2 separate regions of the Homo sapiens genome follow, and region 2 is linked to region 1. Evidence: chromatin loops called from intact Hi-C (ENCODE). Cell type or tissue: PC-3. All regions are shown on one strand. Links, peaks and the distances in the headings refer to the core of each region. The heading gives the core; the rest is flanking DNA.

The links. Peaks named below come from ENCODE experiments on the same cell type or tissue, not always from the same donor. Only the 100,000 strongest peaks of a DNase experiment are listed, where the experiment ranks them.
Region 2: it touches region 1 in a loop (2.8-fold over the local background); 2 of 110 quality-filtered maps call a loop at or near these places.

Annotation. Positions count from the first base shown.
Region 1 is chr7:122,968,780-122,984,761 of GRCh38, forward strand. No RefSeq gene overlaps it. Among named protein-coding and RNA genes, the nearest start is that of TAS2R16, 19 kb to the right of the region's middle. In PC-3, for the core only: no CTCF peak of the experiment used is centred there; a DNase peak (open chromatin) is centred at 6,782.
Region 2 is chr7:122,894,248-122,910,229 of GRCh38, forward strand. No RefSeq gene overlaps it. Among named protein-coding and RNA genes, the nearest start is that of CADPS2, 16 kb to the left of the region's middle. In PC-3, for the core only: a CTCF peak has its summit at 8,708; a DNase peak (open chromatin) is centred at 9,034; H3K27ac peaks cover 732 bases.

The DNA.
Region 1 (15,982 bases), core at 2,760-10,759:
TCAGTGGCTTGAGATCACAGGGGAACAAATTTCAAATCGATACAGTGAAGAAACTTTGGGAGTAAAAGCTTTTCTACTTAGGGGACTTTGTCCTTACTTTCCATCTTCTTGAAACTTCCTTTTCCTGTAATGTCTGTGGAAAGCACTGCATGATTCTTGCTTCTCCATGGGGATTTTCCAGATTTTGCCAATATTATTTTCATATCACCCACACCCATTCTCTCTTTGCACTATTGAACTATTAAAGCATTCATAAAAGCAAGTGTGGTTTTGTAATTATTTGTATGTGTTTCTCACCTATTACATTTAATCTACCTTATTGCCTAATACACAGTCTTGAACAAAGAATGGATGTTAGCAATTTTGATTGAATTAGAGAAAACATTTTAAAAAGACATTTATTCTTTACAAACCATTTAAGTAGTTTGCCCTAGCATAGTTGTCCTACTAATATAAATTGAATTTACTGATAGCTTCACTATGTATTCTAAAATATGTTTTATTTAATGATTATATTTCCACTTCTCTAAAAATTTATTCTTTAGAAATTCCACAGGAAAATTGGATTCATAATGATCATAAAATCAGTGGGGGTATAATCATCAACTTTTTAAAAATGTGAAGCCTTATAGTATGGTATTATATGGAGTAAAACTAAACGTTTGGCAATATTACAGCCCTTAGTTTTTGGTGTTCAAATAGGTTGCAAATCTGATCTTTGCTTAAACTTACAGGATTTTCACATTTATTATAAGAACATATAAAAAGAAACCAACCTGAATATTTTTCTAGCCACTTCCAGCCTTCTTAATAAATGATCTTTCATTATTTAATAAATAACTATGCTGAAACCATTTATCTGAACTAGCAACTACATACTAAACTGAATTATTAAAAGTTGTATGGGCAGTATTTAAGAATTTATATGTACTATAATTTAAATTGTTACATGTTTTGTAAACAATGCACTTCACCATGATTTTGCTTTCTAATTAGTATGCCATTTGATAGCAATGGGCAAAAAAAGAAACTTTTATAATAGATTATCATACTTTTGCTTTCATCACTAAAAGCATTGACTATATATTTTAACAATCCAACTTACACATTGTCCCCTTTGTTTTATATTCAACAGTAATACTATACCTTACCTTCCTCATTGCCACCCTTATGCTTCTCCCTTGACTCCCAGGGAGAGCAATTTGGCTGAGTTACTCCTGAGTGTTTCAAGCTCAGGTCACTGGATATTATTTGTGGAAATTCCCTTCTTTCTTCTTTCTTGTTCTCCTTCTCCTTCCTTCTCTTCCTCCTCTCTATTCCTCCTCTTGATTTCTTTCTTTCCTTCTCCACCTTCTTCTCTCCTCTTTATCCTTCTTTTTGGTCCTGTTTTTGCAAAGGAGAGGAGGAACAGACTTGAACTGGTACCCTAAATGTTCTGCCATGTTGCTGCAAATTTTTCTCCATCTAATTTTTAAATGACCCTTTCATTTTGTTCTATACTTTGCATATCTCTTGCATTAAGGAAAGAAAAATTGGAATTAAAGGAAAACGAGGATGAAAAGAAGTGGAGGAAAAAATATTAGAAGTTGGAAGGGAAATAAGGAAAATTTGGAGTGACGTTACAAGGAAAAGAAAAGTTGTGTTTAAAAGGAGATCCAAAGGCTCTGATAAAATATAGGTAGAAGAATCAGAATGAATGTTGGTAATTAACTTCCCCATCCCACTCCCAGTCTTTGTAGATATTCTTTTAGTATCTTAAGCTCTATCATATTCAGTTTTCTTTGTCTGACTTTTTTCTTTATTTTATGAAATTAACAACATTTAATACACTCTGACAAATAAAAAAATAACCAAACCAGGTTGTCATCTTCCAAAAGCTCTCTAAATCCAAGTGTGCTGTAACCAACCTCTTTCATGCTGACACAGTGCCCATCCCCTCCAGCTCCTGCTGCACCGTGCACAGTTGGCCATGTCCACAGACTCAGAAGATATAATATCAATTTAATTTTCTTTTCAGTCTTTTATTGTCTTTTGTGCCTTTTAAAAAAAGTCTCAACTACATGTTGTGATTGCTCCAGCTTTATAAGATAGAATTTAATATTCTTTTTTGATATGACCACACATCTAATATTTGCTCCCCACTGCTCCTGCAAATAGTAAGTTAAAATTGTTTTTCTTAATATAAGTCACTGTTTCTCCAGATTTCTTTGTGTTTCAGAGTTGGTTAATCCACTTTAAATCAGCAGCCTGTCTGCCTGCCATTCTACTCCCCTGCCCCATACCCCACGACTATATATTCCTTCCTTCCTTCCTTCCTTCCTTCCTTCCTTCCTTCCTTCCTTCCTTCCTTCCTTCCTTCCTCATGATAGTTAGTGTGTTCTCGTGAGATCTGGTTGTTTAATAATGTGTGGCATCTCCCCTCATCTTGCTACTGCTCTTGCCTTGCGAACTGCCTGCTCCTTTTTGCCTTCCACTGTGATTGTAAGCTTCCTGAGGCCCTCATCAGAAGCCATTGCCAGCACCATACTTGTCCGGTCTGCAGAACCGTGGGCCAATTAAATCTCTTTTCTTTATAAATCACCTAGACTCAGGCATTTATTTATAGCAACACAAGAACAACCTAATACACTTCCCTTGAATGATTCTTTTCGTTTCACACTAGAGAGCTTCCCAGTTCCTCAGCACAAAGGAAGTAGGTGTTATTTCCTGAGGGAGAGACTGCATCATCTTCTCATGTTTACACATCAAGACCTTAAACTGTATGTAAATACAAGCTGTGTTCCATGTAAATACAAGGACCTTTTTATGCTCTTAGAATTGTTTAACCAAACAATTGACTGAAATATATTTTTCAGATGGGAATGAACACTTTACTTGTGACCCTGACCTTAGCTTATAATAATTTTCTCTCTCTGATCCCCACCCTTCCCCCATATAGGTAGGAAAAGAGGACCAGGGACTATTTTGTTCCACTAAGAATTTAAATATGGGAAATAATTTGTAAAACATATGCCTGAAATATTAATAATGACTATATATGTAACTGAAGCAACATTTAAAGAGGTAATCCATGATGGCTGAGTGAGGCACAGTAGCAATATTAGGAAAAGCTGTTGTATTATAATATTACTGCTAAAATTTGAAAAAGCAAATGTTAGCTAGAGAATAAAACCCAAACACCAGAGCAGAAGCTGGTTTCAGTTTTCATATATAAAATATTTATGTTTTAGTAAAAAGCAAACCATTATCTGCCCTTTCCTGTCACCTTCCCTGTCTCCACGAGGTTGTAGTTTTGAAATTAGCCTTTCTTCTAAGAATGAAAGCACGAACACTCTACGAACAGCTTTCTTTTCTTATATGATTTGTCCCCTTAAATGATTGGCTCTGCAGGATCCTTAGTTTCGTGGACATTATATGTTTCATGCAGATCAACTTGTAACCTGGGCAACAGTGTGGAGGGCCTGGGCTATACTATTCCAGGGTGAACAATGACATTCAATGTCACATTCCCCTTAACTAGAGACAGTGAAAGTTCTGTCACTCCTCTGGCCGACATCAGCTAGCCTGTGAGGAAAACAGCCTGGGAAAGTAGATTGTAATTCCACACAGATATGTTGAATCACGATTTAACCTGCTTTTCAAATCATGAACATTGGGGAACTGAGGTTTGTATCTCCTGGTAGGGGAAGAGGAGGATAGAAAAGGTAGGCAAAGCCAGGTAGCTTTAGGTTAGGATAAGCTAGAGGCAAAAAGTTATGGAGAAACACAGAGATTATTTTTAGAAATCAAAGAAAGCTGAAATATATAGGCCAGTTTACTTTTTGAGAAACCTTGTGTTCAGGAATAACCTAGAACCTAGAATAAATTGGACTATTGTAGAGTAGCTGATTGTGTTGTCAGGAGAGACATGAAAACATTTCAAATGACTAAAAATTAATGAGAAAGGATGTGGGGCATTAGAGAGCCTGGGAATTAAAACTGGTCAAGAGAGCTTTCTTTTCATATATTTTTCTCTGTTTATCCAAGTTCTCCCCCCACCTCCTGATTATGTAAGTAATATGTATTTATTGTTGAAAATTTGGAAAATAGAGAAATGGCAAGATAAGCAAAAATCAGTTGCAACCTACCATTAAGACAACGAATAATATCATCAACATTTTGATGTATTTTCTTCTTAATCTTTTTTCTTTGGCTTTTATATCTCAAAATGTAGCTTAGTTTTAGTTTTTATCCACGTTATATATGCACAAGGCTTTAAAAGAACAAGAGCTCTGCAAAATTTATTAAGAGAAATGATACTTTCAAATTTTAATAGATTCTCTTGATATTAACCCCATTACTGTAAGTAACATGCTTATTTTTGCCTTTAAAGAAATTTTTGTACTATTTAGTTGATAATCCACAATGTATGCCTTTCCTTAATACTTCCTCTATCTACTGTTACTACATATGCAGTCCGTGTTCAAGAAATAAAAATAAGCTTCATACTATATACCTTTCAAACTAGAAAATCATAGTACATATTTGGAAACCAGATGAAATTTAATTAGAAAGACTATTTTTGACATTGGCAAATATTTTTCTAGAAATGTTAGTAAATGAATTAAAATGTCTTGCTCTAATTTTCTTTTTCTTCAAAGGCTGCATTTGATTTTACTATTAGTTATATGCACACACACAAAAAACACTTTCAAATAAAAATACACATCCCCTTCTTCAAATTCCTCATAATATAAAACATGTCTGAAATGAGGAATAATTGATCAGAAGTCAGTGAGTAAATGTGTAGTTCTCAAAGGAATAACAGAAATTATATCTTTAATTAAAATGTAAATTAACTGGGAAAATATTTGCTACAGATATAACAGAAAAATGTTTAATATCTTAATATACAAAGAATTCTTCACAATCAATAATAGGACATTAATACCCAAATAATAAACTAAGATCAAGTACAGGAAATTTGAACTTGCATAATTAGTAAGCAAACAATTTTTAAAAACCACATTCATTTCACACTAGTAATGAAAGAAATGCTAATTAAATATTAGCAGGATACTATACTTCATCTATCAAAATAGAGAATACATTTAAAAAGATAATACCCCATTGGGGAAGAATTGGTGAAAAAGACACTTTCATATACTGCTTATGAAAGTATATACTTTCATAAGTATACTGCTTATGAAATTGTAAATTAGCATAATCTTTCTAGAAGGCAAATTGGCAGGAGATATAAATAATCGTAATGAAATTGTTGCCATTTGACCTTGCAATGTTACTTCTATGAATTTAGCCTAAAGGACAATTGGAAATGCACATAAAGATTTATGCAAAAGTTGTTCATTTTAACATTATTAATGAAAGCCAATGTTATTTAACGTTATTAATAAAAGTGAAAAATAGAAAAATAACCTAAATAGCAACAATCAGAAGAAAGGTTAAATAAAACTATAATAGTTACATGTGATTAATTATTATGCATTTGTAATGTAATGAATAAGATGGCTGAAAATAGTCCTAGAGAGTCATTCTGGGTTGTCTAGACAGCTAACCAGCTGGTACCTGGGATTCCCATTCTCCTCCCAGAAGGAGAGGCTGCAGCCAAGCTCACATTCCCACAGGACTGGATGGTGGCTTCTTCCCCTGGCAGTCAGAACTGCAGTTTCCCATGGTCTCCAGGTCTCAAGGTGACTGACTGCGTCGTTCTCAGACAATGCCTGTGAATGGCTGGCATGCAGCTGGCATGTTCATACCCAGAGGCTGCTTTCTCATCCTTTTTCTAGAAAATAGGAACTTCCATGAGGGTGTGCTCCATTGGAATGCACACTTCTCCTGGTACACTAGCCCCAGCAGGAGTCTTTGAGAAATGATGGGAGGGTTGGGTGCCCTGTTCTTTCTCTCCTCTTACTGATCCATAGCCTATATAAGTTTCCCTTCTCTTCAAAAAAAGCCTATTTCTTCCCTATACTCTGTGACTTTGTGGAATTTGTCCTGAAAATTGGTTAATGTTGGGGGCAGGGGAGGATACAAGAAGAACCTTATTTTGTGCGATAGTGGTTATCAAAAATCATAGTTTTTAGCATTTTAATGGTGTTAGAAAGCACTTACAACATTATGTAAAAAAAAGCATACAAAACTCTAAAACTTTGTATTTGTTATAAAATTTTTTTTGAAAAAAGGTAAAAGTACATTTATCAATTTCCTACTTAATAATATTAAAGTCGTAAGATGAAATGGCATTAGACCAAAAGGCTTTGAGTGGAGATTTTAATGGGGAACATTACATTTTGTCACCAGAATTTCAAAAGTCATAGCCATTTTCTAAATAAACTAAAATAAACACAATATAACTAGATTTTCTGATTTTTCTTATTAAAAAATATAATTAGAATAATTAAAGTTTTTAAAGGTAAGCAACACAAAAATGTTCTGGATAGAAATACGATTTTTTTTTATCCCCCTAGCTAATTGCATTCTACAGTACATTTTTTTTCTAGCTGTAAAAGGCAGCAAAAAATAAAATGCTCTGACTTTTTCTTACTAGCTCTATCTAACACTCACATACTTTCTAAAGCAATCAAGAGCCAAAATATTTTAGTTTTGGCAACTTGCACTTACTAGAGATTGAGTGGTGGGTTGAGGCTGGATGGAACAGAAAGTTATCATGACAACATGAAAGAAGGCAACAAAGAAGGAAGTTTGGAAGAGATGAATGACTATGGCTCCTGAGTCATAGGTTTGTGACCGCACTCCAATTCTAATTCTAAAGTGTCACCAGATATGTGTAGATGTGTAAATGTCTCACATGCCCAAATGGTTGAGTGGGAGGATTGTGGTTTGCTGGCTGGGGTAGGTGAAGAGCTTTTAGAATGGCACATTGTTAGCACCTCACAAAGAGTGACCCTTTTCCTATGTATAAGCATTAGTACTGCTTGGGTCTTGCTGCAAGAAGTCTTGCTAACCATCAGGGCTAACTCCACATTTTTCTCTGAGATATGACATTTTCCCTGGTGGGCAATATTAGATCCATTAAGGGTTTCATTTCTTTGTGATTTTATAAAATTATTTTTTAATTGTGGGAAGAGCAAAGGCATATATACTTTTAAGACATTATTAAAAATAAAAAAGTTATATAAATGTTTATTAAGGAAGAGAGTCCTACATGTACACCACACACTTTACATTAAATAAGTGATTAATGGCAGGGCTCCACATGGCTCAGCCTGCATAAGGAGTCATTTTAAAGGAAGAATGGCCTAGAACCTCAACTTATTAAAAAGGCAACACTAATAATTCCCTATATTCCTTAAAGGGTATATACAGTGGTCCCAACAGATAGCCAACGGCATTCCTTCTCATAAATTCTTTTTTATTTTTTTTGAGAAAGGTTTCACTCTATAACCCAGTCTGAAGTGCAGTGGTGTTATCTCAACTCACTGCAGCCTTGACTTCCTGGGCTCAAGCGATCCTCCAACCTCAGCATCCTTAGTATCTGGGACTACACGCGTGCAGCACCATGCCTGGTTAATTTTTGTATTTTTCGTAGAGACAGGGTCTCATCATGTTGCCCAGGCTGGTCTTGAACTTCTGAGCTCAAGCAATCCACCCACATCAGCCTCCCAAAGTGCTGAAATTGCCGGCATGAAGCACCACGCCCAGCCCATAAATTTTTATTTCTTTCAGTTCTCTTGTACTCTGGAGCTACTCCAGTCTCACATATTCCAAACCTTCAAATTTCTCCTCAAGTCTTGGCCAGAGAGGCTTTTCTCCCTCTCATTCTTCCTCATTGCTAGCTGTTTATCATATAGAGCCAGTTTCTCAATGCTTATCTCCTTCTGCCTCTTTGGCACACTTATGCAAAGGAAATATTGCCTGTATTAAATACACATAAACAAAAGAGTAAAGAGGAACAAATGATAATCTTTAGAGTAGTTAACTTCTCATGATGAAATTGCTACAGTGGGTAGCAAGTCAGACATGAGCAAGGCAGGAGAGGGCTCCACCCCAGCTCCCCCCCAACAAAACCAGGAATGTCAGGCAACCATCAGGTGATGGTCAGATGGTTGTTAACTGTCTCTGTAAAATAATAATGGGTCAAACCAGACAAAAACAAGAAATGGGGAAAGGATTCCCTATTTAACAAATGGTGCTGGGAAAACTGGCTAGCCATATGTAGAAAGCTGAAACTGGATCCCTTCCTTACACCCTATACAAAAATTAATTCAAGATGGATTAAAGACTTACATGTTAGACCTAAAAACATAAAAACCCTAGAAGAAAACCTAGGCAATACCGTTCAGGACATAGGCATGGGCAAGGACTTCATGTCTAAAACACCAAAAGCAATGGCAACAAAAGCCAAAATTGACAAATGGGATCTAATTAAACTAAAGAGCTTCTGCACAGCAAAATAAACTACCATCAGAGTGAACAGGCAACCTACAGAATGGGAGGACATTTCTGCAATCTACTCATCTGACAAAGGACTAATATCCAGAATCTACAAAGAACTCAAACAAATTTACAGTAAAAAAACAAACAACCCCATCAACAAGTGGGCAAAGGATATGAACAGACATTTCTCAAAAGGAGACATTTATGCAGCCAAAAGACACATGAAAAAATGCTCATCATCACAGGCCATCTGAGAAACGCAAATCAAAACCACAATGAGATGCCATCTCACACCAGTTAGAATGGCGATCATTGAAAAGTCAGGAAACAACAGGTGCTGGAGAGGATGTGGAGAAATAGGAACACTTTTACACTGTTGGTGGGACTGTAAGCTGGTTCAACCATTGTGGAAGACAGTGTGGCGATTCCTCAAGGATCTAGAGCTAGAAATACCATTTGACCCAGCCATCCCATTACTGGGTATATACCCAAAGGATTAGAAATCATGCTGCTATAAAGATACACGCACACATATGTTTATTGTGGCACTATTCGCAATAGCAAAGACTTGGAACCAACCCAAATGTCCAACAATAATAGACTGGATTAAGAAAATGTGGCACATATAAACCATGGAAATACTATGCAGCCATAAAAAATGATGAGTTCATGTCCTTTGTAGGGATATGGATGAAGCTGGAAACCATCATTCTCAGCAAACTATCACAAGGTCAAAAAACCAAACATTGCATGTTCTCACTCATAGGTGGGAATTGAACAATGAGAACACTTGGACACAGGAAGGGGGACATCACACACCAGGGCCTGTTGTGGGGTGGGGGGAGGGGGGAGGGGTAGCATTAGGAGATATACCTAATGTAAATGATGAGTTAATGGGTGCAGCACACCAACATGGCACATGTATACATATGTAACAAACCTGCACATTGTGCACGTTTACCCTAGAACATAAAGTATAATAAAAATATATATATAAAATAATAATAATAATAATGGGTCACAGCTGGCACCAGGGAAAGGCGGTCTCCCAATAAATGAAGACACCTGAAACTTGTGATCAGTAGCTTCCCGATAAGATCTCAGGAGTTGGGCCGCTGGGCTCAAGCATGTGCATTGAGGAGCAAGATGGAACTACTAAAGTGAGCATGCCTACAACTCCAGTAAACACACTGTGCATGCTTTCCTCCTAGGTGCTAGCTGACCAGGGAGCATGAGTCCTCCTACCCTAAGGGAAAAGTCAGGGAAGAAGAATGCAAGACCCTGGAAGAATGCCAGTGTATAACACCCCAAGTCAAAAGGTCAAACTGTGCACTTGATCTCTCAAGTTGCCTGCTAGGCCATCTTCCACATGTATTTTACTTCTTTTCCTTCTTGCTTTAAAGCTTTTTAATAAACTTGCACCCCTGCTCTAAAATTTGCCTCCATCTCTCCTTCTGTCTTATGCTCCTTTGTCGAATTCCTTCTTCTGAGAAGGCAAGAATTGAGTTCGCTGCAGACCTGTATGGATTCGCTGATAACATACTTTGGTGCTGCATCTTGGATATGTTCCACAGTTAACAATATTGCAATTAATTTTGGTTTTAATTTTTAAGCTTTCCTAAAGTTTTTAATTTTCTAGAACGAACATGTGTAATTGTAACTTTACTTTTTTTGTAATTTATTTCATTTACTTTAAAATTTAAAATAATTAATGTGTAACGATAACACAAAATGTAAAAGAAACAGTAAGATATATAGTGAAAAGTAAATCACCTCACCCTCGCTCCAATGCCTTAATCTTCCATTATCTTCCCAGAAACAATCTGTGCTATCTTCCAGAGGTAGTTTCTGCATAGTCAAAGATAGAGTCGCATAGCCTTAAGTGTTTTAGACGCAGGAGAATATATATTACAGCACTCATTGAACTCTATTTTTTTTTTTCATTTAAATGATCTTGGGGGTTGTTTCTTATGGTATATTGATTCATCAGTACCACTTTTTTTATTACTATTGTTTTATAGTAGGTTTTTTTTATCTGGAGGACTATCTCCTCTTATTACTCCCCCCACTTTCAGAATTTATTAGAACCTATTTTTCATATTACTTTTCCATACAAATTTTAGAAAATGCTTATCTTATTTTAAAAAGTTGAGCACATTCTTAAAGAAAAATCATTACATTTATTGATTTGAGAATTCACATATCTATGAGTCATTTTGTCCAAGATTTTAAAATGCTCTTGCCTTCATTTAAGTCTTCTTTTGTGTTCTTCAGTAGCATTTTAAAGATTACTCATAGTTATATAAAACTTATGCGTACTTTCTCCCTTTTATTTTGATTCAGTTACTTCATGATGTTTGTATTCTATTTTTGAAGTAAATAGCTCTTTATTTTTGTCAATTGAAAACATTTTATTAAATTCATTATTTTCACTCTATTTTTATCTTTCCCTTATAATTTCCTTAGTAGTTAATCTCTTCAAGTTAATGAGTTGGATACTTAATTATATACTGATTTTTTCTTATTAATTTAAGTGTTTATATTTATGGTTATGTTTGTGCACTTTAGGCATATCCTAATTTTTGATGTTTAGTACTTTATTGTTACTATTTTCTCTATTGTAGAATTTCAGTTTGCTTTTCCTTTTGTACAAAAATTATTGAAAAGATTAGTAAAATTTCACAATCTCATAGGGCTCTTTATGCTTTTAATATTAATTTCTAGCATTACCATACTAGAAAAGAGAATCCCGTTTGTGCTATGTCTTTTTGAAATTTGCGGAAGCTTTTTTAGCTGCTTAATATGTGATCACTTTTTGTGAATGATCCATGGAAACTTGAAAAGAAGGTTTTGTTTCTGTTTTCTTGGTGTAGACTTAGACATAAAGCCATCAGATCTGTTTTATGTTATTAATTTTTACTAAGTTTTTCATCTATTTAATTTATTGTTAAATTGGAAAAGCAAATTACAGAATTTTACTACAAACATACTTTACCCTTCTTTTCACTTTAACTTTATGAGTCACTTAATTTTAAGTGTTTCTCTTGATTTTAGCATATAATTATGTTTTGCTTTATAGTCAAATCTGATAAACTTTTTCTTTTAGTAGATGATTATTTAAATTTATTGATTTAACATACATTTGACTTTATTTCTGATATATTTTGGTCAAACTTTATATTTTAATAGGTCTTTTGTTTTTTATCTTTTGATATATGACCTATGTTTGCTTGACTTTTTAAAATGCATTTATATTGTGACAATTTGAAAAGCTTATTACATGTACATAGTTAATGTTTACCATTGTAACTAACTCATGTAATACCTAAAACCTTACTTCACCATTAACTACAGAAATGTGTTAGTTATATTATTGTTTCTATATCAGTGTAGTTTAAAACATAAATGTAATTGGTTAACCACTTTTCTCAGGGTTGTTTTATTTTTCAACTAATATTTTGGGGATTCAATGCTCTCTGCTTATTATTTTATTTTTACATGAAATGTATTATTATTATTATATATATATATTTTTTGAGGCAAGATCTCTGTCACACAGGCTGGTATGCAGTGGTGTGATCCTGGCTCACTGCGACCTCCACCTCCCGGGATCAAGTGATTCTCCTGCCTCAGACACCTGAATACTGGGATTATAGGTGTGCACCACCACGCCTGGCTAATTTTTGTATTTTTAGTAGAAAGCGGATTTTGCCATGTTGCCCAGGCAGGTCTTGAACTCCTGGCCTCATGTGATCCACCTGCCTTGGACACCCAAACTGTTGGGATTACAGGTGTGAGCCACCGTGCCAGGCCAAAATTTATTAATTTCACTGGAATATGCCTCATTGTTGAAAATTTTGTGTTCATTTTCCTCAAAATTGGAGTTTTTCATTCTGTAGTTTCAGATCTCTCTAGTTTCAGAACAATTTTCTTAAATCATATTTTTAAATTTTTTCCAGTGGCAATTTTTCTCTTCTTCAGGAAGTACCAATAATGCATATATCGGATCTCCTTCCATATTTATGATGTTATTTCTTCTCTTTTTTAACTCAATTTTTCTTGAAGTATAGCTATACTTCAAGAAAAATTGAGTTAAAAAAGAGAAGAAATAACATATATAAAAGTAAACAAATTATAAATGCATATTCAATGAGTAATGAGAGTGGACATATCTGTTTAACTACTATCTTTTGTATTCTTCAAAAAATAAAACATTACTCAACATTCCAAATCCTCCTACTTTTCCAAAAGTAATGGCCATCGTAACTTAAACTCTTCGCTCTTTTGAATTTCATTTTGCTTTCTTATCTCAACTCTGTTTGCCATATTCCTTAGTTTGTATTCAGCAGTTTCTTTTATTTTTCCTTTTAGGTGTAATGATTTTATTGTCCTTGTTCACTTCACAAGTTTATTTTTTCTTATTTCTTTCTCAATTGTTTCATATCTCTTATTGAGTTTTTGTTTTATAGAAAGGATATTTTCATGGGTTTCTTTGAGTTTTTTGAAATATGTTTTATCATAACTTTAATCTGCATTGAGACATTTGCAATAGTGTAATCCTCATCTGCATTCTTGTTTTTTCCTTTGTTTTTGTGTGTTTTGCATATGTTAGATATTGGTTTCTATTGATTTGTTTTTCATACTGAATACTGTGAGTTCTACCTGGATGAACTATTTATAGGAGATTTGTGTGTGAGAGGAGCAAGTTTAGTGCTCTGAGCTGGCATATGTTTTATCTAGCTCATAAACTGGATTTCATGTTATAGATTTCGTGACTCTCTGCATAGATGAGCTTGTTTAGTCTTTTTATTAAATGAAAAAAGATGAGATATATAGAGATATTTACCAGGGAGGCTTCTATAAGTAGTCCATATACTCCAATTTTGTTGCCTTTGTCATCCTAAGTATTTATTTCATAGGATACTGCACTCAATTCTGTGAGCTTTTGCTGAGATACATGTGGTGTCTCAATATCTAAACTTACCTTGGTTGGATTTTTATTGTGATTTTTAACCTTTCCTTAAATATAGATAGATGGATAGCTAGATAGCTAGATAGATTAATTTTAAAGTTTTAAAATTTTTAATTTAATCCCAATTTTTATCAAATATGAAGGTTCAATTTCAGCTTCTTATTCTCTCTGATGTTTTGGCATATCTTAATAGAGAGAAAAGAAGTAGTAATTTTTACCCTGTCTTCCTAAAAACAGAAATTTGAAATTGTTTTTTATTTCATACAAGAAAATAAACATAAAACTAACTGTAATTGTATTATTCTTTTGATCATTATTTACCTGTATAGACTTTTGTTGTGGGGGAGGGTAGTTGATATTTGATTTCTTTGTCTCCTTCTCGTATTATCTGCTGCTTGGGAAGACAGGAAACAGATTGGTAGAGAATGCTGAGTGACTCTTTTTTCATTATAAAGAGGCTTAAATGACAGCTGATTATATCCATAAGGAAGACCTCTTCCATGGGATAGCTATACCAGAGTTAGAACACATTTTAAGTGATTAAGAAAGAAAGAGGAGGGGATTATAATGGTTCCATTTCCCCCATTCCTTCAACAACCCTAACCCATCTCTCTTCTCGCTTTTCCTTTCATCAGATTTTGGTTTGAGAAAGAGCAAAGATTCATCCTTTAGGAAAGGGGCTGGAAAACTATGGCACCAGATCTAGCTGGTTGCTTGTTTTAATAAATAAAGTTTTACTAGAATAGAATCAGTTTTGTTAGCTTATGTATTGTCTATGGCTGCTTTGTGTTATAGCAGTAGATTTCAGTAGTTGTGAGTGAGGCTGTATGACCCCAAAAGGCTGAAATACTTACTATTTGGCCTTTTCCAGAAAAAGTTTGGTGGCCTGTCCTTTTGGCACTTATTTTCCAACTTTATCTAAATCACTCTGTATCCTTTCTAAAAGTTTAGCCTTCTGGAATTTTTTTTTTGAAACCCAGGAAATATTTTTTTGAAATACTAATCTCGGTAAGCACATGGAGGCCTAGCATTTCACATTTTAAACACTTCATGTAATCAGATAATCTTGAACAAAACATTGATTAACACTGCCAAATAGTCAAGAATGAAAGCTTAAGAGGTAGTTTGTAGGAAAGTTCGAAGAGCTCTATGTAGTATTTTCATCCCTTTTTCCTAAATTAAAACCACAACAGTACCTTTTTGTCTTTCCTACAAAAGGCAAAGTTCTCCTCATTAGACCCTCTCCCTTTCATCTAAAACAAATATATTTCCATTGAAGTATAGCCCTGTAAATGTCACAAAGAGGCTCTCAAACTAGATTCAGTTTGAGACATACTCTCAAGAGGTTTGGAACAATGATTTCACTATTTGTCAGTCATGTGTTCATGAATAAATTTTGATTTGTTCCTGCTTACATAATTTAACATGCACTAGAATAATTTGTTTTTAAGGCTTATCTCTTGTCCTTGAATAATTTTCTTTAGAAAATTGTTCTAGAAAAAATAAATAGAAAAATTGTTTAGTTTGCTATCAGCTTTTCACTAAAATTTACTTACCATAAGGTGAATTCAATATTGAGTTTCTTCTGCTCACACCTCCAGAAAGGAAATTACAGTTTAACAAGCACACAAGCAGTTCCTAGTATTTAATATTTTAGTGTTAAGCACCAGTATTATCATGCCTTGATCATCAGAAATGATTAGCTACTAATAAGAAAATGCTGTTCAGGACAAGAAATTGTGAAGAGACTGTGTTCTAAGAATTTTTCTCAAAAGATTTTGATTAAAGGAATACCTTGGGCTTTGCTTAAGAATGCACATTCTGAGGCAATTCTCCCAGAGTCTGATTTGTTAATCTGGAATGGATTCCAAGAATCTGTATTTTTAATAAAAAGTCAGATGACTCTTATGATAAGGAAAGTTTAGAAAACACTATTAGAAGTTTAGATGTTACTAGTCAATGGTAATCATTGCAGGCTTTTTTCTCTGACCTTTGAGAATTACAGAAAAACAAGGTGGGCTGTGTTCGTCACGCATCTTGTTGTAGATGCTCCTTATTTCTCCTTCATGTAGCTTTTTGCCTCTGGCAAGAGCATACAGATGTTTGATTTGAATCTGTGCCATCACCTCAGTACTTGGGTTGTTTGGTGTTTGCAACATTTGGCTCAGATGCACTGAGTTCTTAGAGGGGGCCTAGCTCTGTTTTATACCATCCATCTTTTAACCTTCCCCTTGCAAAAAAGGTTAAATCTAACCTCCCCCATTCTGCCTATTTTATATGTCCTCATCCTTGTGATTACTATATTTATATGCAATGTCTATATAAAGAATTTGATGTATAATAAACTTCTCTCTATAGGTACATATATAGACCAAAAAAACCTGGTTGGTGGGTGTTTGGAATAGGTGAAATATTTTCAAACTGAGGAGGAAGAAGATTCCATATGGTGTTTTTAACCAGAATCAGGAAAGGAGTGTATAGTTTGAAAACATTCTCAATATTATAATTTTTTATTTGTAAAATGAAACAATTATTTCTATGCTTTTCATGATTTCAGCTGAAGGTAACGTAAAACAAATATTTTTTTGATTAGTGCAGATATGCAGAAGATAT
Region 2 (15,982 bases), core at 4,963-12,962, 72 kb before region 1:
TTTCCCTAAATTTCTCATTAAGCTAAAAATTGCCTATCTACCTCTGAGAACTGAACATAAAAATACATATATGGCATAATTAGAATTTTTCAACTTTATTTTTTTCCTTTTAGTATGGATATCTGGGAAGCACTTAATTTTATTAAATTTGTGACAATTTTATATTTGAAACAAAATTTAGAAATTTAGAGTCAAATATACATTATATAGAATATAACTCCTAATGAAACATGATTAGAACCTGTATTATCATGTGAGGATAAAGCCAAAAATTCTATATTGTTGTTTGTAGTAAATATCATATTTTTACATCTCTCTCTATAGTATCATAAAAATAATCTATATAAAAATAAATTTGTAAGAACACTTTTATTTATACTGCTCTTTTTATTAATATATAATTTAGTTGTGGGGGAGAATGAGTCAAAAACAAGTAGGGGTGTGTGTGTGTGTACATGTGTGTGTGTATGAGAAAGAGTGTGTATTTGAAAAAAATGACAGGTCCTTTCCATCCCAAGAAGACTGTTCATATCTTTATAATTAAGCCCTTGGCTTCTATTAATCAAAACTATGACCAGAGGAAATATAGTTTAACAAAAAAAGGAGAATACTACTTAAAACCATAAAGCATGTATGAGCTCTAGTCCAGTAGTCCCCAATCTTTTTTTTGGCACCAGGGACCAGCTTCACCGAAGACAATTTTTCCACAGACGGTGGGGGCAGGGATGGTTTGGGAAGGATTCAAGCACATTATATTTATTGTACACTTTATTTCTATTATTATTGCATTGTAATATATAATGAAATAGTTATACAACTCACCGCAATGTAGAATTAGTGGGAGCCCTGAGCTTGTCTTCCTGCAACTGGATGGTCCCATCTAGGGGTGATGGGACACAATGACAGATCATCAGGCATTAGATTCTCATAAGGAATGCGCAATCTAGATCTCTCACATGTGCAGCTCGCAATAGGGTGTGCCCCCTATGAGAATGTAATGCTGCCACTGATCTGACAGGAGGCAGAGCTCAGGTGCTAATGCAGGAGATGGGGAATGGCTGTAAATACAGTTGAAGTTTCACTTGCTCACCTGCCACTCACCTCCTTCTGTGAGGCCTGGTTCCTAACACGCCACCAACTAGTACGTGTCTGAGGCCTGGGGGTTGGGGACCCCTATGTGAAACTCCTATATGAAATGTGTCATACTGATGGCCTTTTTTCTAAATAAAGGATTCAAAATTTGTATCATGGGGTCCAAGACATCAAAAAGATAGGAGCCACGGTATATGCATTTTAGTTAAAATGAGGTAATCTACACTGTATGACCTAGATAAATCATGTAGTTCCTGAGGTCCATATCTGATAATTAAGGTGAACTAAAGATTAAGGATATTAAACACACATATATAACTATGCCTTAATAATTCACTGAGGAGTTTTGTCCATCAATTTTTCTTTTTTTTTTTTTGAGACAGAGTCTTGCTCTGTCACCCACGCTGGAGTGCAGTGGTGCGATCTTGGCTCACTGCAACCTCTGCCTCCCGGGTTCAAGCAATTCTCCTGCCTTAGCCTCCTGAGTAGCTGGGATTACAGGCGCACACCACCATGCCCAGCTAATTTTTTGTATTTTTTTAAGTAGAGACGGGGTTTCACCACTTTGGCCAGTCTGGTCTCGAACTCCTGACTTTGTGATCCGCCCAACTCGGCCTCCCAAAGTGTTGGGATTACAGACGTGAGCCACCGCGCCTGGCCCCATCAATTTCCCTTTAACCACCTTAAACTAGCTATGTGTTCTACATTAAAATAACAAAGATTGTTAGGGAAATTTTTATTTTAAAATATCTTTGTATAAAATTAAATAATAATGAGCATAAATTACTTATAAAAATAATTAAATACTAGATTGAATATCAGGAGACTTTATTACCAGTTACACAGTTTCCGTAGATAATTAAATAGGTTTATTATCATATCTACATTTCTGAGCACTCTTTGGGAAGTGCCCCATGGCTACTAAGAACATTTCTATTTATCAGTATTTCCCTGATCATCCTTGCAAGGTGATACATAGTGATGTCCCATTGTCCTATAGAGATTGATAGTATTCTTAGCCAAATGTCTTATTTCACAAAATTATGCATTTGTATTGTAATAAAAGTTTATTTTCCTTTTTGGTGGAATTCTTAATTTTCAAATGAAAAAATAATTACAAATCTCTGTTAGTGCCTTTACTTACCATGCTATCACAAATAACACATGTACACACATATACATGCACATACACACACAGGAGTTATTTAATACTGCACAATTTTTCCCTTATATATTAAAATATTCTCCTCCCACAACATTTTTTGCTGATAGTTTTCCATTCCCAAACTCAAAATAATTTTTGTATTCCCAAATTTTACAAATATAGAAACATCCATAAGATGGTGCTGTATCTTTAATTTAATCTGGTCAGATACTTGGTGCTATGGTACATCTATTACAAACGTGGTTAAAAGAAGGGGTTAGAGTTTAATCTTTAATAAGTCTTATGTTGGGCAGCTGACAATGTAAGTTTAATCAGAAACTCTTAAGAAACTTTTCCTCACATATCATACAATTGCTAAAGTATCTTTGTTCCAGATCTAGTTGCCAAGTATAGGCGAAAAAAATAATTAAATTTCTCATTTCAACTGACATTTTCTGAAGAAGAGCCATCTTGCACATACCATATTAGACAAATGAAGAAATTGAATTATATACAGTATCAATTTTTACCAAGGTCAATAGTACTCTTTAAAAGTCCTTCAAAACATCCAATTTCATGGAAATTAGAAATGACATTACATGCAAGCACTTCCTTTCAAATGTCGAAGAACTGTAGAGGAATTAACTCAATAATTTTTGTACCTAACAAGGTTATTTATCCAGTGAGGGAAAGGTAATTTAAGATATGTTAATTATATATTTCTAATATAGGGTGATATAGTCAGGAGAAGCAATATTTCATTTCCTGTTTGATTACTCTTCATAAACAGATCTAATACGTAGAGTGCTTAAAAACTGGTTACATAATCCTTTATTTTTAAGATGAACAATCTATGTCAAAGGAATAGAAACATTTTGTAATGTAGGTGACACCGAAAAGCATGATCATGAAAGAAAATATTTGGAGTCATGAAAGGCAATGATACAGGTATCATACATCATAGATGTATCCAAGGCAGGAGCCAAATCTTCATCACATAAACACATGAAAATCTACAATGAAATATTTACTGCTGTGATTTCGAGACGTATTTAATTTTATACATTTGTCTTTCAGTTGCTTAGAATGTTTTCTCCCTGTGAACAGTGCCACTTTCTGAATGGCACAATCATTATATCTCTTAATCTAAAATGATGCTATCCAATTTTGCAGTAAAATTTGAATCGATTAGTAGGCATTATGAAGTACTAGTAAGAGAATCCTATATAGCATTATACTGCAGATTGCAAAACCTAGTGAGTAGTTATTGCCAAGAACTTTCATATGTTTAAGCTACATTTTCTGTCAGCAAAATATACTGGTCTTTTAAAAAATTTAAATAAGAAATAAAGCAAGTTGAAATAGTATTGGGGTTTATGCAAATAAAATCATACAGCAAAAATCAGATTCATTAAATTTAGAGTAAAAAATGAAAATTAAGAAACTAAAATTAAGTAATTTCCTTAACCATTTTCATTAAGATGATCCATCAACCTTTTGACTAATTATTTTTAGACTCCTTTGATCATAAAGTTGGTATCCCATGATACATAATAAACATTTACATCAATAGTGCCTTCCCACAGACTACTTTCTTTGACAAGTTCATTCTATATTCAGAGGAGGAAAATAGTTTTATGATATATAAGAAAAAGCCAATGAGAATTAAACAGATTAATTAAGAAGATGAACATTACTGATAAGCTTGGTTTGCCCATTCATTTAAAAAATAGACAAACAGGTGGGGCGCGGTGGCTCGCACCTGTAATCCCAGCACTTTGGAAGACTGAGGTGAGTGGATCACCTGAGGTCAGCAGTTTGAGACCAGCCTGGCCAACATGGCGAAACCTCATCTCTACTAAAAATACAAAAATTAGCCAGGCATGGTGGCAGGCGTCTGTAATCCCAGCTACTCAGGAGGCTAAGGCAGGAGAATCACTTGAACCCGGGAGGCAGAGGTTGCAGTGAGCCGAGATGGCACCACTGCACTCCAGCCTGGGCAACAGAGCAAGACTCCGTCTCAAAAATAAACAATAAAAAAAAATAGACCAACAGCATCTATTGGAAAAATAATACCTTATCAGATGCTTCAGAGGAAATCAAAGGATGATGTGAGTCTCTCTTTGGAGAGACTGAAGGTACCACAGGGCAGGGGCTGTGTTCAGGAAGTATTCTGATATCAGTTAAAAGACCATCGAGAATGTTAAGAAAGCAGCAACATATAAGGAATTCTATTATGGAAATCCCCACAACTTAATTCATCAGATATTTAAGAATTCACTCTGAGCCAGGCACACTGATATATGGAGGGACAGAATGATAAAGCAAAATAGACACAATTTGTCCCTCATGGAACATGAAGTTTAGGGGAGAAGATAGATATTAACCCAAAAACCACACAAAGGAACATAAAATCCATGCTGAAATAATTTTTATGAAGTAAAAGTTTTAGGGTGCCAATACGACCTAGTCTGGCAGAGGGAGGAGAGAAGCAAATAGAGCTTAAGCAGGCATCTTAAAGATCAGCATGAGGCCAAGGCAGGCAGATCACGAGGTCAGGAGATCCAGACCATCCTGGCCAACATGGTGAAACCCCGTCTCTACTAAAAATACAAAAAAAAAAAATTAGCCGGGCGTGGTGGCGGGCGCCTGTAGCCCCAGCTACTCGGGAGGCTGAGGCAGGAGAATGGCGTGAACCTGGGAGGCGGAGCTTGCAGTGAGCCGAGATGGCGCCCCTGCACTCCAGCCTGGGTGACAGAATGAGACTCCGTCTCAAAAAAAAAAAAAAAAAAAAAAAAAAAAATCAGCGTGAGTTGGAGAGTATTTCATAGTATGTCTGGGATTGGCGTCAAAATTATTTAGGGTTGGGGTGGGATTGTTGGTGCTATAGATGGAACAAGGTTTCACATATATTGTTAATATATGTTTGATAATTTTAACAAATACTTTAAATATATATAATATACATAATTCTCTCTCTCTCTCTCTCTCTCTATATATATATATATATATATGCACACACACATACATATAGTGTTTTTTTTTTTTTTTGAGACGGAGTCTTACTCTGCTGCCCAAGTTGGAGTGCAGTAGCGTGATCTCAGCTCACTGCATGCTTTGCCTCCCAGATTCAAGTGATTCTCCTGCCTCAGCCTCCCGAGCAGCTGTGATTACAGGTGCCAGCCACCACACCCAGCTAATTTTTGTATTTTTAGTAGAGACAAGGTTTCACCATGTTGGCCAGACTGGTCTGGAACTCCTGACCTCAGGTGATCTGCCCGCCTTCGCCTCCCAAAGTGCTGGGATTATAGGCGTGAGCCACCATGCCTGGCCCATGTAGTCTTTTAGACAGAAGGTGGGACATGAATTTTGTTTTTTGTTTTTGCTTTTGTTTGTTTTGAGACAGAGTTTCACTCTGTTGCCTAGGCTGGAGTGCAATGGCACGATCTCATCTTACTGCAACCTCCACCTCCCGGGTTCAAGCCATTCTCATGCCTCAACCTCCAGAGTAGCTGGGATTACAGACTTGTGCCACCACAATTTTTGTATTTTTAGTAGAGACAGGGTTTTGCCATGTTGGGCATGCTGGTCTCGAACCCCTGACCTCAGATGATCTACCTGCCTTGGCCTCCCAAAGTGTTGGGATTACAGGCATGAGCCACTGTGCCCAGCCAGGTGAGACATGCTTGAAGGCCCTGAGGCAAGAAGAAACTTGGTTTGTTCTAAGTTTCTGAAAGAAAATCAGAGTGACTGGAAAACAGAGGACTTAATGCAGACATTGTAGGGCCTACAGACCATACTAAAGGTTTTGGCCTTTATCCTAAGAGCAATGACTGGTGTTAGGTATCAGAGTTATATTCATATGTTTTATTTTTTATAATGAAAATCACTCAGGTTGTACTGTAGAGATTAGAAGAATACAAGAATAGGTGAAAGCAATATAAATGGAGGAAATGAAGTGACTGGAAAGAAATATAGGGTATACAATTGAAATAACTTGATGAAGAAATTGATATTAGGCAAAAATGAGAGGAAGATATTAAGAGTGTGTCCAAAGTGTTTGAGTTTCTGCAACTTTGGATTTAGATTTTTTTTTAATTAAAACATTTGTTTCTATTAGATTGCAAAAAAAAAAAAAAAACCCTTTCCTCTTGGTATCTTTCTCATATTATAGAAACTTGACCAATTGTTTTTTTTTCTTGTTTAAAAGATTTATTTACCTACTATAGTGCTAAATTTTTCCCATTTAGCTTCAGTTTCGTCTGGAGTCCGAGGGACATAAAATTAGGTAAGCTTTGATTAATAAGGTAAAATGAGCTTTAATACTCTGGATCCTGTCCAGGTGCAGTGGCTCATGCTCCTGTAATCCGAAAACTTTGGGAGGCTGAGGTGAGGTGAGATGGTTTGTGTGGAGGGTAGGGGAGTGGAGTAATCCCTTGAGCCCAGGAGTTTGAGACCAGCTTGGGGAAAATAGTTACATAGTGAGACCCCATCTTTATATAAAAGAAAGAAAAATAATAACACTGTAGATCCTGCTAAGAAATCCAGGATATGAATTATATTTATATTTCTGTTATTTATTTCTCTTCTATTATCTTATATATTTTCTAAGTCAAGAGTTGCCAACATATGGTCATTTGGCAGATAAAATACATATTCAAGAAATAAAGAAATCATTATGAAAATCTATAGCAAAAATGAGATGATTGATCTTTTCCTTTTATTCTTTCAATATTGTGTGTTTAGTCCGTAATTTTTAATATACTCATGACACTGATAGATTGTATTACTAGCACATATTAACTGGAGGCCAGAAATTGTTCAGTAGCTATTTAAAAATTTTAGCTGAGACAGAAGGAGTTTTACCCGAAACTCTCACTAGAGAATATCTGTCACAGGATGAAGCACTCACGACAATGAAGGATACTTAAGCAAAATTTATTGCTTCCAGATTGTTAGTCAGTTTCATGTCAGTGATGCAATATTGTTCAAATGTTCCAGTTTAACATTTTAACAAGAAAGTTTGGAGCTGAAATAACCCTTTAACTACACCACTGAAAATGTTCTCAGGAAATCATCAGAGACGTTTTGAGATAAAAAGGCAGGCTATGCTATAATAGAAAGTAGAATAAGTTAAATAACATCTCTAGTGTGATTTTTTTCTGCAATTTGATGTGAGGAACAAAACTCTAACCATAGCCCTCATCTGAATCATAGTGAATTAAATGAAAATGTCTTAAAAGTAAGATATCTCATTAGACTATATCTTGCTTTATGGTAAACAAAGAAGGAAAAAGGATAAATGGACCTTTTCTTCCTAACACAGTGACCTAACTTTCCAATCCAGATGACTGTTTGGCCAGATTCTGGACTATCTGGATTTTTATAAATGAAGCTCAATTTTTTTAAACTGCAGAACAAATATTAAAATCAAATAGCTGCCCACTAATAAAACACTCTAGACAAGAAGCCTGCTAATATAAGACTGCAACAACTATCTCATTTAAGGTTAGGATTTACAGAACATTGTTCAGATAGTAAAGGTAGGAAACAAACACCCTCTCTCTGTCAGACACAGGAGTAAGAGGAAGCAACTTCCTGGGCTTTTTACCCAATTATTGTCAAGAATGAAAGTTAGTTACTTCCCTAATTATAAACATACTTTGTGTTTTGTTATTTGTGAGCTGAAGACACTATTTTTAAAAAATTAATTTCAATTTAATTTCACAAATGTTTGCTGAACACCTGCTACACGGCCTGCACAATTCTAGGCACTGAGGATACAGCAGAAAACAAAACAGACTTTTAAAAAATCTTGCACATGCATAACACTTTTAACATTTTCAAAGAACTTCTATGGCCATTACTTTATTATTATTTTTTTACAATACTCTTGTAAAGAAAGCACAGAGAGATTAAAATGATTTGTCAAGGTTTAGATCATTAGTTCATAGACACTATCTTAATTCCAGACCTATAACTTTCTTCTGAGTTACAGACCTGTTCTTCATTCATCAACTGATTAGTTTTACTTGGGTGTCTGAATATAGCTAATTATCTCTTGTATTAGTAGCAATGTGGTGCAGAAGTTGTACCTATATTGCCAGCGCTCAAATCCTTTCTGCCACTTAGGTGGCTGAATAATACAGCACCCTAAAACTTAGTGTAATAAAGAACAATCAACTGTGTATTCTCTCTCGCTTGTTTGTGGTTACAAGGCCAGGCTGTGCTCTAAGTTACAAGTTGGTTCCAAATCTACTCCACCTGTCTTTCATCTCTTTTGACGAGTAGGCTATCTAGAGCAGGTTCTTCTTTCAGTGATGGCAGAGGCCTAAGGGGAGAACCCATTGCTGCATGCATTGTTTCAAGGCTGCCTGTGTCATCTCCACTAACATCCTATTGGACAAAGCAAATCACATGGACAAGCCCAAAGTCTTTCTTAATAAAGGGATAGAAAAGTACACTCTGTCCACTAGGAGGCCAAAGCCAGTCACATGACCAAACAAAACATCAGTGGGATGGGGAAGGGAGAGGAAGAGAAAGTGGATATTTTTGAAGAATAATCTACCATAGGTGCCTTAACATTTCTTGCCTCAGTTTATCCCTGTGCAAAACTCTCATAAGGTTGTTGTGAGAATTCAGCAAAGCATTTAGGATGCTTGGCACATGGTGAATGCTAAGTAAATAGTAGGCATTACTATTTCTATGTATCTCTGCTCATTAAATGGGATCCCCAGCTCCAGGCCTCTCAAATCCGTGCTGTTTCCTTTCATATCCATCCTCTTTGTCATGGGAAGCGCATTTGTTTGGCCCAAGACAAAATGTTTACACTTTGGTGAGGCTACCTCTAGTGACTGTATCGGTAAAATGACTCATCTATAAGGGAAGGTCTATTAGGTAAATCATACACATTTCCCCTTTTATTTAAGGCACATCTCTTCATTACGTTTTGTGATCCAGAGATTGCAAGCACTCAAATGTTCAGCTTAATAAAGTAAACATTAATATATGAAATGAATTTCTTTTTTGAAGGAAGACAAAAAGGATTGTAATAAAGATAACCTAATTCAAATGGCACCACCTTTGTGAAGTGTTCTCTAACTTCCCTAGGAAGTTAACTTCCTTCCTCTTTAATTGCCAATATATTTTTTCAAAACCTTTATTACAGCATTGACTAGATTACACATGATGTGATTTTATGCCTTTCTCCCTAAGTGAGAACTTCCAAGAAATAGTTTCTTATTTTTGTCTCATTCCTAACACAGCACATGACACAAAGTAGGTGGTCAATAACATTCACTGGCTAGAAATAGGGACAAGACAGAGATGGAACCTAGCAAATAATCATTGGATTTCACTTTTTCTCTACTTCTAACAGTGATGCTCACTAAAAGATACAGTTCATTCTTTGTAAATTATGCCTCAATAAATTTGGGTTTTAAAAAGAGGCTCCCAAAAGGCAAGGGATGAATGCTTTTTACTAATAGAATATGATATTTATAGCAAAATGGATATAAATTATTAATAATATTGCTGAACCCTTTTTAAAAATGAAGTTTGACTAGTACTAGAAAATTCACATTGTACAGAAGAATTTAGAAGGTAGCATAAAATAGCCTTTTCAACAAATGCTGCTGGAAGAACTGGATGCCCATATGACAAATGAACAGCCATCCTCTCACACCACACACAAAAATTAACATAAAATAGATGATAGACCTAAAGCAAAGCTAAATCTGTGGGATTTCTAGAAGAAAACATATGAGAAAAATTTTTCTGACCTTGGGTTATGTAAAGATTTCTTAGATAATATGCATGAACAAATGAAACATAAAATAGAAAACTGATAAATATCTTTATCAAAATTAAAAATGTTTTTTTCCTAAGAAGACACTATTAAGGAAATAAAAAAGACTTACAGATTGAAAGAAAATATTCATAACACATATATATGACAAAACATTTAGAATATACAATGAACAATTGCAATTCATTAATAACAAGTCAAACTGCCCAACTTAAATATAGGCATATGTATTTAAACAGTTATGTCACAAAAGAAGATATATAAATAGCACATATACCCACGAAAAGATGCTCAACGTCATTCACCTTTAGAGGGAATGCTGATTAAAACCATGAGATAGTACCGTATATCTATTTAAACTAAAATTTTAACAAGACTAACAATACCAAGTATTGGTGAGAATGGGGGTGCAACTAGAACATACACTCTACCCAAGGGTATGTAAAATGGCACAATCACTTTGCAAAACTCTTTGGCAGTGTCTTATACAGTTAGACATATAATTACCATATGATCCATCAATTCTCCTAAGTATTTACCAAAGAAAATGAAACCCAGTGTTCATATACAGACCTGTTTATGAATGCTTAGATCAAAATTATTTGTATTTAACTAAATGTTAGAAGTTATCTAAATGTTCATCAATGGATACATTAAAAAAGGGGTATACATATATATGTACAATGGAATGCTATTCAGCAATAAAAAGGAATGGACTACTGATACATGCAACATACATGAAAATGTCATGATGAGTGAAAGAAGCTAGAATCAAAAAGTACATCTATATATACATATATATTCTATTTACATAAAATTTTAGAAATTGCAAACTAGCCTTTTATGACAGAAGGCAGGTCAATGTTTGCTTGGGGCAAGGGGTAGAGGAATAGATTAATTAATAGGGGCCATAAGAAATATTTGGGGGATTATGAAAACATTCTGTGTCTTGATTTCTAACAGTAGTTTCATAGATGCATGTATTTGTCAAAACTCAGCAAATTGTATAGTTCATATAGGTGCAGTTCACCATTTGTAAATTATACCCTAAAAAAGTTGACTTATAAAATAAAAAGAATAGACATTTTATCAGCTGATAATATTTATTACAAAATAGAAAAAAGCAATATTGCTGAACACTTATAAAAATATACTTTATTTAGTGCTTAAAATTAACATTGTACAAAGATGGAGTTAGCAAATATAATTTTTAAAAATAGTCTTACTCTCTGGTCTCATACAGTTCTTACTCCTTCCTCACCATTCCTTCCCCTATTTCCTTAAGTGAAAGGGTGGACATTGCTTTCCCTTTCTCTTTTCCCTTCTCTTTTTATTTCCCTCCCCTCCACACATCGAAAACAAAATCTATTATTTTAGGCACTGCTGATTAGATAAAAGGGTTTTATTTTTTAATTTGGGAGAGAATGTTCAGGTATAAAGTTAAAATACTAGAAGTAGTACATGTAATCTCATTAAAACAATTGAAGTACTGACAAAAAAATGAATTAAACATTTCACACACAATCTCCAGAATTCAAAGAAAGTACTCCCAAGGTCATGGTAAAACATAAGTGCTTTCAAGAGCTCATGAAATTCAGACCTAACTTAGTATATCTCTGAGGAGACCATTGCTGGTTTCCAGTTGCTTTCCCTCACAATTGGTACATTTTAATCGAAAAGTTGATCTTACATTTGTTTTTCTTTCTTTCTTTCCTACTTAGGAAGTTCACAAAGAACAGAGCAGAGTTTAAAGGTCTATTTCTAAAATAAACTCAGATTTTTCTGCAGTACAACCAAAAGACACCGTTAACCTTTTTAATAAGACAGTCTCTATGAATTCTAGCTAATTTAATTTTTTCAAATTGAGTATTTCAAACGACGAATTTTTTTTTTTTTTTTTTTTGAGACGTAGTCTCGCTCTTTCGCCCAGGATGGAGTGCAGTGGCACGGTCTCGGCTCACTGCAAGCTCCACCTCCCGGGTTCACGCCATTCTCCTGCCTCAGCCTCCCCAGTAGCTGGGACTACAGACGCATGCCACCACGCCCGGCTAATTTTTTGTGATTTTAGTAGAGACGGGTTTTCACCGTGTTAGCCAGGATGGTCTCGATCCCCTGACCTTGCTATCTGCCCGCCTCGGCCTCCCAAAGTGATGGGATTACAGGCGTGAGCCACCGCGCCCGGCCTCAAACGACTAATATTAAAGGACCATTGTAAACACAGTCACATGAGATTCTTTGGAATTGTAATAGAACCTGCATATCTAGAGATTTCAGAAACATTGCCATATATAAATAAATCTTCCTCTGGCACACATGTACCTATACACATGCCTGCCACACCCATAAATTTTCAAGAGCTGGAATTGGGAAGAAAAAAAATTATGGGACAATACTAAGTAACCATCAATTTTTAATGGCATTTTTACAGGACCAATTTAACAGTCCTTTATTTACATTTTTCACCATCCAGTCTTATCCACAATGATATATCATGCATGGAAATATGGGAAAGTTTGCAGCATTTTGAATATACAGCAAAACGTTATTAATATTCTTTCCCATCACTATCAACAGCTTATTTGAATTCTAGAGTTAGTGCAATAAGATATCCACATGCTAACACCCTGCAGACAGCCACCAGTGAATTCAAACAACGGGTCCAAGACTGATGAGAAATATAAAACTTGCTTTCCTGCAAAAAAAAAAAAAAAAAAAAAAGCCTTTGAACAATATAAGTACAATCCTGGCATGACTTCTTCTTGTTGATATTGTTAACTTTCAGCTAGAAAATTACCTGGAATTTTTCCAAAGCTACCTTAAGTTCACAGCCTTCCTCCCATAATACAATTGCATTGTTATTTAAAATTTAATATCTAATTACACAGAAAGTTAAATATTTCAGTAGCTAATAGGAACAACAGTAATAATGACAGCTTATGTTAAACACAGAAACATTGTCATCTACGTAAAGGTGAAAATGCGTATTACATGCCAGGCACCCTACTAAGAGATTTACATAATTGTTTTTATTTGATTCTTACAAAACCCCCATGGAGTAACTTCTATTAGCTTCAAACTTTACAGATGAAGAAATTGAGACTTGGGAAGATGTTCAGTAAACTTCTTCAAGGTTACTCAGCAGCAGAGTTGAAATTTGAATGCAGATATTCAAACTCTGGAATGCAGTCTTTTTACCACTATGAATTGCAAATATTTGCAATATATAGAGGGAGTGAAAGGTAACTGTCTCTGAACTTTAGGTAAAGAATGTCAGAAATGAGGCACATTTTTTAAAAGACTTTAATTTAACCAGGGGTGCAGGAAATTTGTATTGATGACACCTGTGTCAGATTTTGCGCCACTCACTGAGGTCCAAAATTTCATAAGACTGGCAGTCTACTGTCAAAGATATCATAGGCTAATGAAGGAGAGAGACAGTTATATAAAAAGTTAAATAAAAAAATGAGTTAAATTTGTACTATAGAGGTATGAAGACAGTACTAGAGAAGCACAGAGGAAGTGAGTATTGAAGCGCTTTAGCAGAATCCATACTGCTTTCCCAGAGTAGGTGGTATCTGAACTCATCAATGAGTTATTTTCTTGGCAAATCATCTAACAAATGTGACCCAGACACCTGTAAAACAAGATATAAGATGCAAAAGATTACATACTAGCAGCAGAGCCTATAGCACTAATATCAAGCTCATAATACTGTGTTACAGGAAAGGGGTCCCAATCCAGACACCAGGAGAGGGTTCCTGGATCTCACACAAGAAAGAATTCAGGGCAAGTCAACAGTGCAAAGCAAAAACAAGTTTATTAAGAAAGTAAAGGAATAAAGAATGGCTTCTCTCCATAGAGCAGTCCTGAGGGCTGCTGGTTGCCCATTTTTATGGTTATTTCTTGATGATATGGTAAACAAGGGGTGGATTATTCATGCCTCCCCTTTTTAGATCATATAGGGTAACTTCCTGATGTTGCCATGGCATTTGTAAACTGTCATGAGGCTGATGGGAGGGTAGCAGTGAGGATGACTAGAGGTCACTCTTGTGGCCATCTTGGTTTTGGTGGCATTTAGCTGGCTTCTTTACTGCAACCCATTTTATCAGCAAGGTCTTTATGACCTGTATTTTGTGCTGACCTCCCATCTCATCCTGTGACTTAGAATGCCTTAACCATCGGGGAATGCAGCCCAGTAGATTTCAGCCTCATTTTACCCAGCCCCTATTCAAGATGGAGTTGTTCTGGTTCACATGCCTCTGACAATAGCATCTAAATAAATTATTCATAGCCTGAAATTTGTTAATATTTTCCCCTACAGCTTATTTCTGGAGAGTGAATTGACTAAGTGTTGAATAATAAATAATAAGAAAAAATGCCATTAAAATAAAAGAAATGGAGTAACATTTACATGCATTGGAAATCAAAAGCATTTTGAAAGAATAGTGATTTGAAGATCCGAGTGAAAAAAAAAGTATTTGACTCTTGAAAATAGAGACAGTAATTCTGAATTGTTTTTCCTCTAGTGTATATTTCTTTAATTTGAAATATCATTCTGTTTTATTAATTTGGCAATAATTTCTAAATAATGTGACATGCAAAGTATACATTCTTATTCACTCTAAAATGCAGCATAAATTTTATAATCTCTTCATTTTAACTTAATTTATATTGATTTTATTTTTTAATTTAAGCAAAGCTTTTTAAGGTTTGAATCATTTGTTTTTACTCTCCCAGCAGCTTGCTTTCTATGAATGACAGTTCTGAATATAGAAGCCCTATGTTAGCCATATACTAATCTAAAAGAGGAAGGACTCAAGAAAACCACTGGATACATCCTTCTGCTTTACATCACTTTCAAGCTCCACTTACATTAGCAAAAGAAAGCATGAAAAATAAATCCATTGTTTTATTGACGGTTTGGAACAAAAGGAAGGCATTAATGCAAACAAGTGGAAAATTTTTTTTTTAAAGAATGGCATCTGACATGGTTTGGCTGTGTCCCCACCCAAATCTCATCTTGAATTGTGCCTTTTACCTTCTGCTATGATTGTGAGGCCTCCCCAGCCACGTGAAAATGTGAGTTCATTAAACATCTTTCTTTTGTAAATTGCCCAGTCTCGAGTATGTCTTTATCAGCAGTGTGAAAATGGACTAATACAGCATCTAAGAAATTTTTAATTCTTTTGTCCATTCTCTAACCCATCACTGTAAAACTGTGATTGATCTGGAGAGCTCTCGAGATTTTATGACCAATAATCCTCATGGCTAAAGTACACTGTTTTATAAGGTGAAGCAAACTGGATCAAGGTCAGTCTGTTCTGAAATTGAACCAAACCTTTTTAAAAATATGTAAGACCAAGTAACACACACAAATACCTCAAAATCCAATTTTAATGGCTTAAACAGTAAGAACATTTAACGTCTTATGTGGCTGAAGTCCAGAGGTCAGACAGACTTTAGGCCCACTTAATTCAGTAACTCTGGTTCTGTTTCTTCAGTTTCCTGTCTTGTGCCTTCCCCTGAGTGTTGTATTTTTCCTCAGGCTACACCCTTCATGGTAGTAAAAATGCAATAGCACATCACCTAACCTTACACCAGAGAACAAAAGTAAGGATTCAGGGAGCCATTTTGTGATCAAGGGTGTTTTTTCTCCAGAAGCTTTCAACAAACGTCTCCAATTATCCAGAATTTGGCTACATAGCCATTTCTGACTGAATTTTGTAGCCAGAGACATGCCATGTGCTGACTGGGTTAGGCCTGGATCTCCGAACCAATCACTGGAATCCACCTTCCTTCTTAAACCAAACAGCAAACGCTTAGCGCTTGGGGAAAAGTCAGCTTCTTCTAAGGTACTTGGGCTGCCAGAAGGGATAGTATACAACGGGGTTCTGTTAGAAAGGGAGAAAGGGGCTGGGCGCGGTGGCTCATGCCTGTAA